Regions from separate parts of the Mus musculus genome. Here region 1 is linked to region 2. A link is a contact called in ENCODE Hi-C or POLR2A ChIA-PET data. All regions are on one chromosome and are shown on one strand. The core of a region is the stretch at or near the end of the contact, and the rest is flanking DNA. Distances in the headings are between cores, read along the strand shown. Region 1 holds the start of Mtdh (metadherin). Region 2 holds the start of Marchf6 (membrane associated ring-CH-type finger 6).

What was found. Hi-C counts contacts between places; a loop is a spot of excess contacts on that map. ChIA-PET counts read pairs that join two places held with the same protein, here RNA polymerase II (POLR2A).
Region 1: a map of left cerebral cortex shows a loop between it and region 2 (4-fold over the local background). The contact joins the promoter of Mtdh here to the promoter of Marchf6 in region 2. A Hi-C loop is called at or near these places in 1 of 37 maps with a recorded cell type or tissue (left cerebral cortex). POLR2A ChIA-PET finds 5 or more read pairs at or near these places in 1 of 5 experiments (Patski).

What each region holds. Positions count from the first base shown.
Region 1 is chr15:34,080,581-34,084,924 of GRCm38, forward strand. Mtdh (metadherin) reads left to right here and starts at 2,139. Exons shown (of 12, transcript NM_026002.5): 1 at 2,139-2,833. The coding sequence starts at 2,456. It overlaps Gm41291, which reads right to left and starts at 2,646. Exons shown (of 1, transcript XM_011245387.3): 1 at 1,162-2,646. The coding sequence starts at 2,427. The coding sequence ends at 1,894.
Region 2 is chr15:31,528,242-31,532,647 of GRCm38, forward strand. It overlaps Marchf6 (membrane associated ring-CH-type finger 6), which reads right to left and starts at 2,796. Exons shown (of 26, transcript NM_172606.2): 1 at 2,562-2,796. The coding sequence starts at 2,580. It overlaps Gm41287 (a long non-coding RNA gene), which reads left to right and starts at 2,863. Exons shown (of 3, transcript XR_875101.3): 1 at 2,863-3,696; 2 at 3,874-4,406.

The sequences.
Region 1 (4,344 bases), core at 889-3,388, 2.6 Mb after region 2:
AACCTTGGAAAACCTATGAAATGATCGCAACAAAGAACATATTCACCTTTCCCACATTTCCTTGGATCCTTTCTTAAGACCTTCCTCAAGCTTCCTTGGCCCCACCCCATACCCCTAAGTAACCACTGATTTGCTATCACTGTAGATCAGTGTTCATTTTCTAATTATACCCAAATGGAATCATACCCTAGGTACTATGGCTTCTTCTTCTCCTCAGCATTGATATTCACACCGCTGTATGAGTTTATAGCTCCTTCCTGTTTATCTATGATTACTCAGAAAAAGCACTCATTTCCAACCCTGAACTTCTCATAGAGAGTTTTAGACACATTTTGCATTTTATCGTTGTCATTCACGAGGAATTAGGACTTTGTCTACTTAGAGCAGAGCTAGTATTCCATCACACACAGCTGTTTTGCCCTGATTCTTTCAAAGCATTGCTTTATTTAAATTTTAATCTAATCTTTGTGCTATTGCAACAAATAACCCTAACTTTCTGGAAGTATAATTATATTCTTACAAGTTTTGTTAACTGTAATGAATGCAAACCAGTTGGTTGTGACCCTACTTTTTTGTTTTTAAAATATAAGTGCATGGTGGGATAAAGACATAGTTCAGTGGGAGAGCGTTTGCCTACCATGCTTAAGGATCTGGGTTTAATCCCCAGCATGAATACAAAAACGAAGTGCATATACATGTGCATACACAAAGAGGAGGGAGTGAGAGAAGGAGGGCGAGATATAATGACAAGTATGTCCCTGATACCAAATACAGCAAGTGGAAAAAAAAAAAAAAAAAAAAAACTACAAGATGACCTGATCTTACTAAATCATTTACTTGCTAGACTGTCAAAGGGACTAGTATGCTAACCTACAATTTCTGTAATTCTCTAATTCATAAATCCACAGGTGATGATCTAAAACGATCAGTAGAACTTCTTAGAAAAACTATGACCAACCCAAATAGGTGGGGTTATAAATCTTATTCCAAAAATATGAATGGAATTTGTTAATTTTAGAGGTCATGCAGATCTCATTTTAAGGTTCTGGCCTTTATAACTTAGCCCTTAATTATAAGTCTGCAAAAAAGCTTAGCAAGAGTAGCTTATTACGTATAAAACTCTATTCCACCCATTAATCACAAGACTCATTACAATACTGATGGGTCAAAATACATGAATAGGTTTTTAGTTTGTATTTACTTCAGCTGCTTACATGCTAATTAACATTTAATTATAGACACTGTTTCCTTACCGCAAAGTCAAAATACAAATAGTAGGGTAGTCCTCAAGCATTTTTAAAATTAAGAAGGGAAGAAGCGCCTCAGCTCTTTATTTTTGGTGCTAGGAATCGACGCCAGAGCCTTGCATATGTTCAGTAAGCATGTTCTATTGCTGAGCGACATTCCCCAACCCACCTAGTTTCCTTCTAATGCTACATTTGACTGTTGGACAACACAAGCATTCAAAAATTGCAATTCTTTTGGGGTTGTATAAAAGCTTAAAATAATATGCTTCTCTTGCATATAAATACAGTCTAAGGGCTTCCTCTCAATATTTCCTATTAAGGCTACAAATCAGTAGAAAAATAATAGTGCCTCCCACGGGTTTGCCGACTTTTTAAATCTGGAGCCTGACAACAGACAGCAGGAGTGAACGACAGAACAGACGCAAACGTTGGCAAACGTTAATATGCTAGTCCGCCCCGAAGAAATACTCGGATGTGAATTACACGTGCTCGCTGCCTCAGAGTCCACCGAGCTCCCTCTGGAAGCATCCAACTGGCCCCTGACCTAGGGAGAAAAAGCCGGTCCACTGCACCACCACTGCAGGAAAGAGAGCGGAAAGCCTGCTCATACTCCGATGGGTTTGGCCGCCTTGCTCGTGCGCAGGCCTCACACCTGAATCCCTCTCAGCATCCAGAAAGCCCGAGCCTGAAGGAGTTCCACCGTCAGATTTCTAGCTCCCGCTTCGCAAGCTCCGAGTCGCCCCAAGCCTCCAAACCCACACAGCTCAAGGAGACCCCACTCCAAGACTAGAGTCCGCCCGGCCCCGCCCATCGCCCCATGTGACGCATGCCCCGCCCACAGCCTCCACGTGACCCGACCGGCCTCCGCGCGCAGCGTGGATCGCGGCCGGAGCCGCCATTGTTCCGCCGGGGGAGGACAGCGGGTCCTGGCGCTGGCGCCCCGACGCCGCTTAGCGGCCGCCTCTGGAGACACTCTGTCCCCGCCGCCCCGTGTCCTCCTGGTGGCGGCGGCGTGAGGCCGGCTGCGGAGACTGGGAACCTTTGGCTCTCCCCGTGGCGGCGGCGGCCCTCTATCCCCTACTCCGGCGTGAGGGTTGGCCGCGATGCGCTCGGCCTGAGGTGTCGCGGCCCTGTCGCCTCCCACGACTGTTCCAGCGGCGGCTCCGCTCCCCGGCGTCATCCCGCGAGTCTCTCTGACGGGAGGGAAGATGGCTGCACGAAGCTGGCAGGACGAGCTGGCCCAGCAGGCCGAGGAGGGCTCTGCCCGGCTGCGGGAGTTGCTCTCGGTCGGCCTAGGTTTTCTGCGCACGGAGTTGGGCCTCGACCTGGGGCTAGAGCCGAAGCGGTACCCGGGCTGGGTGATCCTGGTGGGCACCGGCGCTCTCGGGCTGCTCCTGCTCTTCCTTCTAGGTTACGGCTGGGCCGCGGCTTGCGCCGGCGCCCGCAAGAAGCGAAGGAGCCCGCCCCGCAAACGGGAGGAGGCGGCCCCGCCGACTCCGGCCCCCGACGACCTAGCCCAGCTGAAGAATCTCAGAAGCGAGGAGCAAAAGAAGAAGAACCGGAAGAAGCTTCCTGAAAAGCCCAAAGTGAGTAGTGGCGAGGAGCCCGGTGGTCAAGGGAAGCGAGAGCTCAGGTCGAGGTGGTAGGTGAACACGTTCCTTGAGAAGGGGGAAGTCGGAAAGTGTAAGAACCAGTAGGAAAGTCGCGTTTTCCTGAATGGAAATTAACTCCAGGGGTAGGTATAAATAAAAGTGACCAAACTTACAGCCATCATATGAGAACCTTGGTTTCCCCAAAAGCAGATCCTTCCTAGAGGCCTGTGAAAGAAAGTAGGCTGCATGTGGAGGTTAATGGGACCTTACAGTGACGTTGGGAAGTTCTGAAAAGACTGCCCGGTAGAGAGAGATGTCTATCTCAAGCCACGTTGAGACCTGAGACCGTCACGGAAGATAGGGGTGACCTAAAAACTGGCTTAAAGAGGATTACAGGTGTTCAGATCAAGCCATACTCATCTTAGTTGGAAATGTTAAAGGGAAATGGTTACCCTGTCTTATCCTGGTGAGTGTGGCCATTGGGTTGCTGGTACAGGAACTGGGCAAAAGGGAGCTGGCGATCTAATACGCCTTCGGGATATATGGCCCCGAGAAAAACATAAGGCAAGTACAGCAAAGTAGTCTATAGTACAGTCAAAGGATGTGGAAGACTTTTTTGTTTTTTAATAAAGCATAAAGAGGTGACAGATTAAAATGCTGAAGAAGGTTGAGAGGAGATTTCAAGCCGCAGTTTGCTGGACCACATGTGGAAATGCGAAAGCTATTCCATTTTTGTTAGGCCTTAGTGTTTTACTTCTGTATCCTGTGTTGTGATTTCTCTGTAATATTTTGTTCTGTGTATATTTGTTGGAGAGATCTTGTGCCGTGGCATGCATGCAGAAGTCAGAGGAGAACTTACTGGGGTTGGTTTTCCTTCCACAGAGTGGATCTTGGGGATTGAACTCCAGTACTCAGGCTTCTTGGCAAGTGCCTTTACCCACTGAACTGTTTAGTAGCCTGTTTTGCATAATTTGTGTAATATGAAAGATAAGTAACATTAGAAATATTTATTAGTGTAGTGGTGGTGGTGGATGCATTTATCCCAGCACTTGGCAGGCAGATCTTTGAGTTTGAGGCCAGCCTGATCTTTATAGTTTCGGGACAGCAAGGACTACATAGAGAAACTTTGCCTCCAATATTATCTGAATGTAAGTCTCCACCTTTTGAGAACACTTCAGTAAGTACCAGGCTCTTACTATGAAGAGATGTGCTCTGGTATGTTTGATGGGCACATAAGAATTAAAGTCAATCGAGTGGGAGACAGGTTCGTAAAAACTCTGTTCATGGACCCATAAGTACTAAATAGAAAGCTGACAGCTCATATGATAAGCACTCATGGTTTGATTGCTGAGTGGGAAGATAGAAGAGAGGAAACCTAGAAAGTTATCAGTATAATACTTTCTGAAGTTAGGAGAGGAGAAAACAGCACACTGAGATCATGCATAATTAAAAGTTCTGTAGACAGCATCAAGGGTTAAGTAATGTTTTAATGAAAGTAGACTCTT
Region 2 (4,406 bases), core at 1,546-4,045:
CCTGCAGTAACTGAGCAAGTAGAATCATTTACAAGCTTTGTGCCACCTTCATTTTATAATGTTTGTCATGAATCTATCCCTTGCAGTTATTTCAAGTCAATTTTAAGTTGTGAAATAAAAAAACAAACAAAACAAACAAACAAACAAAAAACCCTTTCAATTCAAAACTTTACAAAAATGGCCATGAAAACTATTACTATTCACTTTCATATGCCTAAAGAGTTGACTCCTCAGGTAAGGAAAGGTGCCTGGTGGCCTCAATTCAACTCCTAGAACCCATACGGTGGAAGGAGAATACTGGCAAAGGTCTTGTTAGCTTATATTAATAATTCATCCTCCAAAGGAAATGACAAAAACAAGTTACCGCACTCTGGAACACTTGACGAGCCTCATGAACCATCTCTCCAGTTCACTTATGAATAACTACACGGGGTCTGACATGAGTGACTCTTTCTCCTGCCTTTGCCACCTGAGTGAACTTGGGCAAGTTGCTCATCCAAATTAACCTTTAGTTCCTTCACCTGTGTAACAGCAGGTTGCTTCCTTCCAAAACCTGAGAGGTACTACAGTGTTAGTAAAGGGAAAGCACTCTGAGTCCTCACTAAGTGATCAGTTACTTTGAGTTCAATATCCAAATTGATTTTTAAAACATCACTTATATCTTATCCCAATAAAAAAAAAGTACCTTCAAGCACTAGAAGTACCATTTCCTTCATGACATCACACTCAGTTTCTCAATTCCTGAGTTACTAATACCTGTGGTCATTTCATAAATCTGTGAAGTACTAACTGCCCAGGTGGAAAAAAATCAGGTTTTCATATAATATGTCAGTGCAAAGCCAAGTAATACAGATGCTAGATTTAGTCATTAAAACTTAAATCAAAGGAGATTATGTGTAGTTGAGAGCACTTGTTCTTACAGAGGACCAGGTTTTGAGTCCCAGCACACATGGCATTTAACAACGATTAAATACATATGAGCAAAATACAAACAAACTCGAATCAAAGCCAGGCATGGTAGTACAAGATGCTGAAACAGAGGAGTATGGAGAACTCATTTCAAAAACCAAACAAAACAAAGACAGGCACTGAATATAAACGGCTGTGAAACCTACAGAGATGTAAACACAAGATCAACCTGGGCGATTGTTAATCCTCAACAGTTTCTTTCCCAAAGTTCTGCAATGGCAACTAGCTTCACTCATTGAATAGAACCGTACTGTAGCATAATGAAGTGGCAGCGACAAACAATGAAAATAGGGTCAACTGTTTCTTACCACCCGTGTGAACCTTAACCAAGCTATTAAATAAGCCTACATTTCCACAGCCACGAAAGGTAACACACATCCACCCCGCAGGGCTGTCGGGAACGTCAAAGTGAATCAATCCTCCTGTGCATATTTTGTAAACAATACTTTTTTTTAAAAAAAATCAACTCATCACATTATTACTAAACTTTTTATTACTCTAATGACTTCAATACAAGTGCTTGATGGTTCGATTGCATGTAAAGTCGGTAAAATAAAGCCTGAGGTTGAAAAGAACGCTCATTCGAACAAGAATATATCTAAACAGTAAGTATCTGCACTAGTAAGTACATGATCAATAATTTCCTCTACAGACTCACTAATACATCAGTGCCTCTAAAAACTGCTTTAAAACACTTTGCCACAACGTCAGGTAAGCGGCTGCTTTCTACACCCATGTGGCTGCTTTTCTTTCGTGTTCTCTGCTAATTCAAAACAACCGCATCCAAAGTACACGTCCACAAACAAAACAAACAAACCCTTGCTTTGTGGTGACAAGGATTTAGAAGAAACCTAAATATTCGCCTTTCCCTCCTCCAATAGTCTCTAGAAACCGTCCCCTCTCGGGTCTGGTCAGTGCAGTTAGGGTAAGGCAAACAGAGAGCAAGATTTTGCAGCAGGGGTCAGTTCAGTCCACTCAGCAGTCGTCACCTCGCGGGGTATTTTCCGCGAAGTTTCAAAGTCAACAAAGAAGTTGTGTGGCAGAGGTTGGGCCTACAGGACAACAGCAAACAGACTCGAACACGGAGGGGGGAAAAACGAGTGGGGGAGGGGAGTGGAAACGCCCCCGGACTTCGCACTGCGGCCCCCTCCTCCGCGGACCGCGGGATGGCGGTGGCCGGGGCCCCGATCTTCCACACCGTCAAGTCCCCGGCAGCCCCACGCCTCGGGCACCCTATGGTCTCCAGCGCCCCACTTCCCGACATCCCCATGTCTCGAGCACCCCACGTCGCGACACCCCCACGTCCGGGATGTCCCACGTCCCGGCACCCCACGTCTCGGACACCGAAGTCCTGGCACCCCAGTGTCCCAGCCGAGGCTGAGTCCTCGTCGCCCGCGGGAACCGGCGGGGGGCGCGCAGAGGGTCACCTTCCGATCCGAGCCCGCTGGAGGACCAGCTCGAGCCGCGCGCTCGCCCGCCCGCCCGCCCGCCCGCCCGCCGGGCAAGCAAACTGCCCGCGGGATCCGCCGCGAGCGCCTCGGCCCGACTGGAGCGCGGGCGCCGCTGCAAGGGCGCGGGCGCCGCCGCCTCACCTTCCTCGGCGGTGTCCATCTTGTCTGGGGGGCGGCGGTGACGCAGCCGCGAGGCGCCCGCGACCCGGCAGAGCCTCGGGGCCCGAAGGGAAAGGCGGGCGGGCGGGCGGGAGGAGTGGAGGAGGAAGAGGACGCGGGCCGGGCAAGTGCGTGCGCTCGGGTGCGAGAGGAAGCCGGTCGCGGGCGAGGGGGACAGGGACAGCGACTGACAGAAAGCGAGCGCCGGGGAGGGGGGAGGGGCGCGCGGCCGAGCGACGGGCCTGGGCGGGGCGCGCGGCGGAAAAGGCGGGGCGCCGGAGCGCTGCGCGTCACATCCGGCGCGCGCCTTCGCTCGCGCTCGCGCCGGGCTCGCGGAGGCGGGGGCGGGGTGCGAAACACGGCCTGACTGGTGGCGAAGGCTGCGCGCGGGATGGAGACTGAAAACCTAGAGGCAGGCGGCAGGCACCTCGCGGAGGGGCGGCTGCGGCGGCGGCGGCGCGGGCGCGTTCCGGGACAAAAGGAACGCGGAGCGGCGGGAGCGAGCCCGGCGCGCACGCCCGCCCGCCCGCCGGAGCGGGTGTGGGGGACAAAGGGTCCCAGCTTGGGGTACCCGACCGCCACTCCCGGGGCGTTCAGAGTCGGCCCCGGAACGAGCATTTTTGGTTCCGCTCTTGAGTGGTTCTGAGGCACGTCTGAAAGAATTACAGAAGCATCCCTAAGATGGAAAAAGACGAGCATCCAGGTTATCAGAATCTCTCCTGGGGAGGCTTATGCAATTGAGTGGAAAGACCACGTCTTCACAGCTGAAAGCCAACATTGAATCTACCTCTAAGGGAAATGGGTTCAGATGGCGACACAATTAAGGGAAGCTTACCTGGCCAGAACTAAATGGCTGATGAAAGAATGATGAAAGACTCAGACCTGCTCGCATCAGTAGGCCACCTTCCTCACATAATCCTTAGAGCTTTCTCTAAATAAGATAGTACAGATTAGAAGAAAAGTGTTTCCAACCCGGATGCTTAAACGTGCACATAACGGAAAGTAGATTCAAGAAACGGAATTTTGGCCGGGCAGAGGTGGTGCATGCCCTTAATCCCAGCACTTGGGAGGCAGAGGCAGGTGGATTTCTGAGTTGGAGGCCAGTCTGATCTACAGAGTGAGTTCCGGGACAGCCGGGACTACAGGGCTACACAGAGAAACCCTGTCTCAAAAAACCAAAAAAAAAAAAAAAAAAAAAAAGTTATGTGACTGTTTTTGTTTTAACCCCAGGTGTGGGATATGGGGCTGCTTCAGATGGGCCACAACCGTTAACTATGATTGTCTCGTACTCTAGGAGGGGAGTGATCTAAATGGCAGTCTCCAGAGCAGTGGGAGGTGCTTTGAGGAAGAAGAAGTGGGGAGAGGAGGAGGAGGCAGAAGAGAAGGAGGAAGCAGAAGAGGAGGAGGAGGTTTTTGGTTCCTGCTGCTCCTGTTGCTGTTGCTTAATGAGACGTTGGAGATGCCCTGTTGTGGAAGATTGGACTGATCTCAAGAAACTCAATGCCCCTAATGATCAGGAGTAGTCAAAAAGGTCTACATCCCCCTTTCCCTCTAACCTTCCTTCTCTTCTACCTTGATGTACTAGAACACAATAGAATAGACCAAAAAAAAAAAAAAAAAAAAAAAAAAGCCCCCAACAGAAGACAGTCCCTGTAGGTTTGTCTTTGAGATTTCTCACAAAAAAAAAAAAAAAAAAAAAAAAGCTAAGTTTAGCCCCATGCAGATGCTCAGCTCCTGATTCCACACACACTGGTATGCATATCACCTTCATCCTCTGCCCTATCCTGCGCAGCTTGCAGCAACAGGAGTGAAGAAAGGATATGTGTC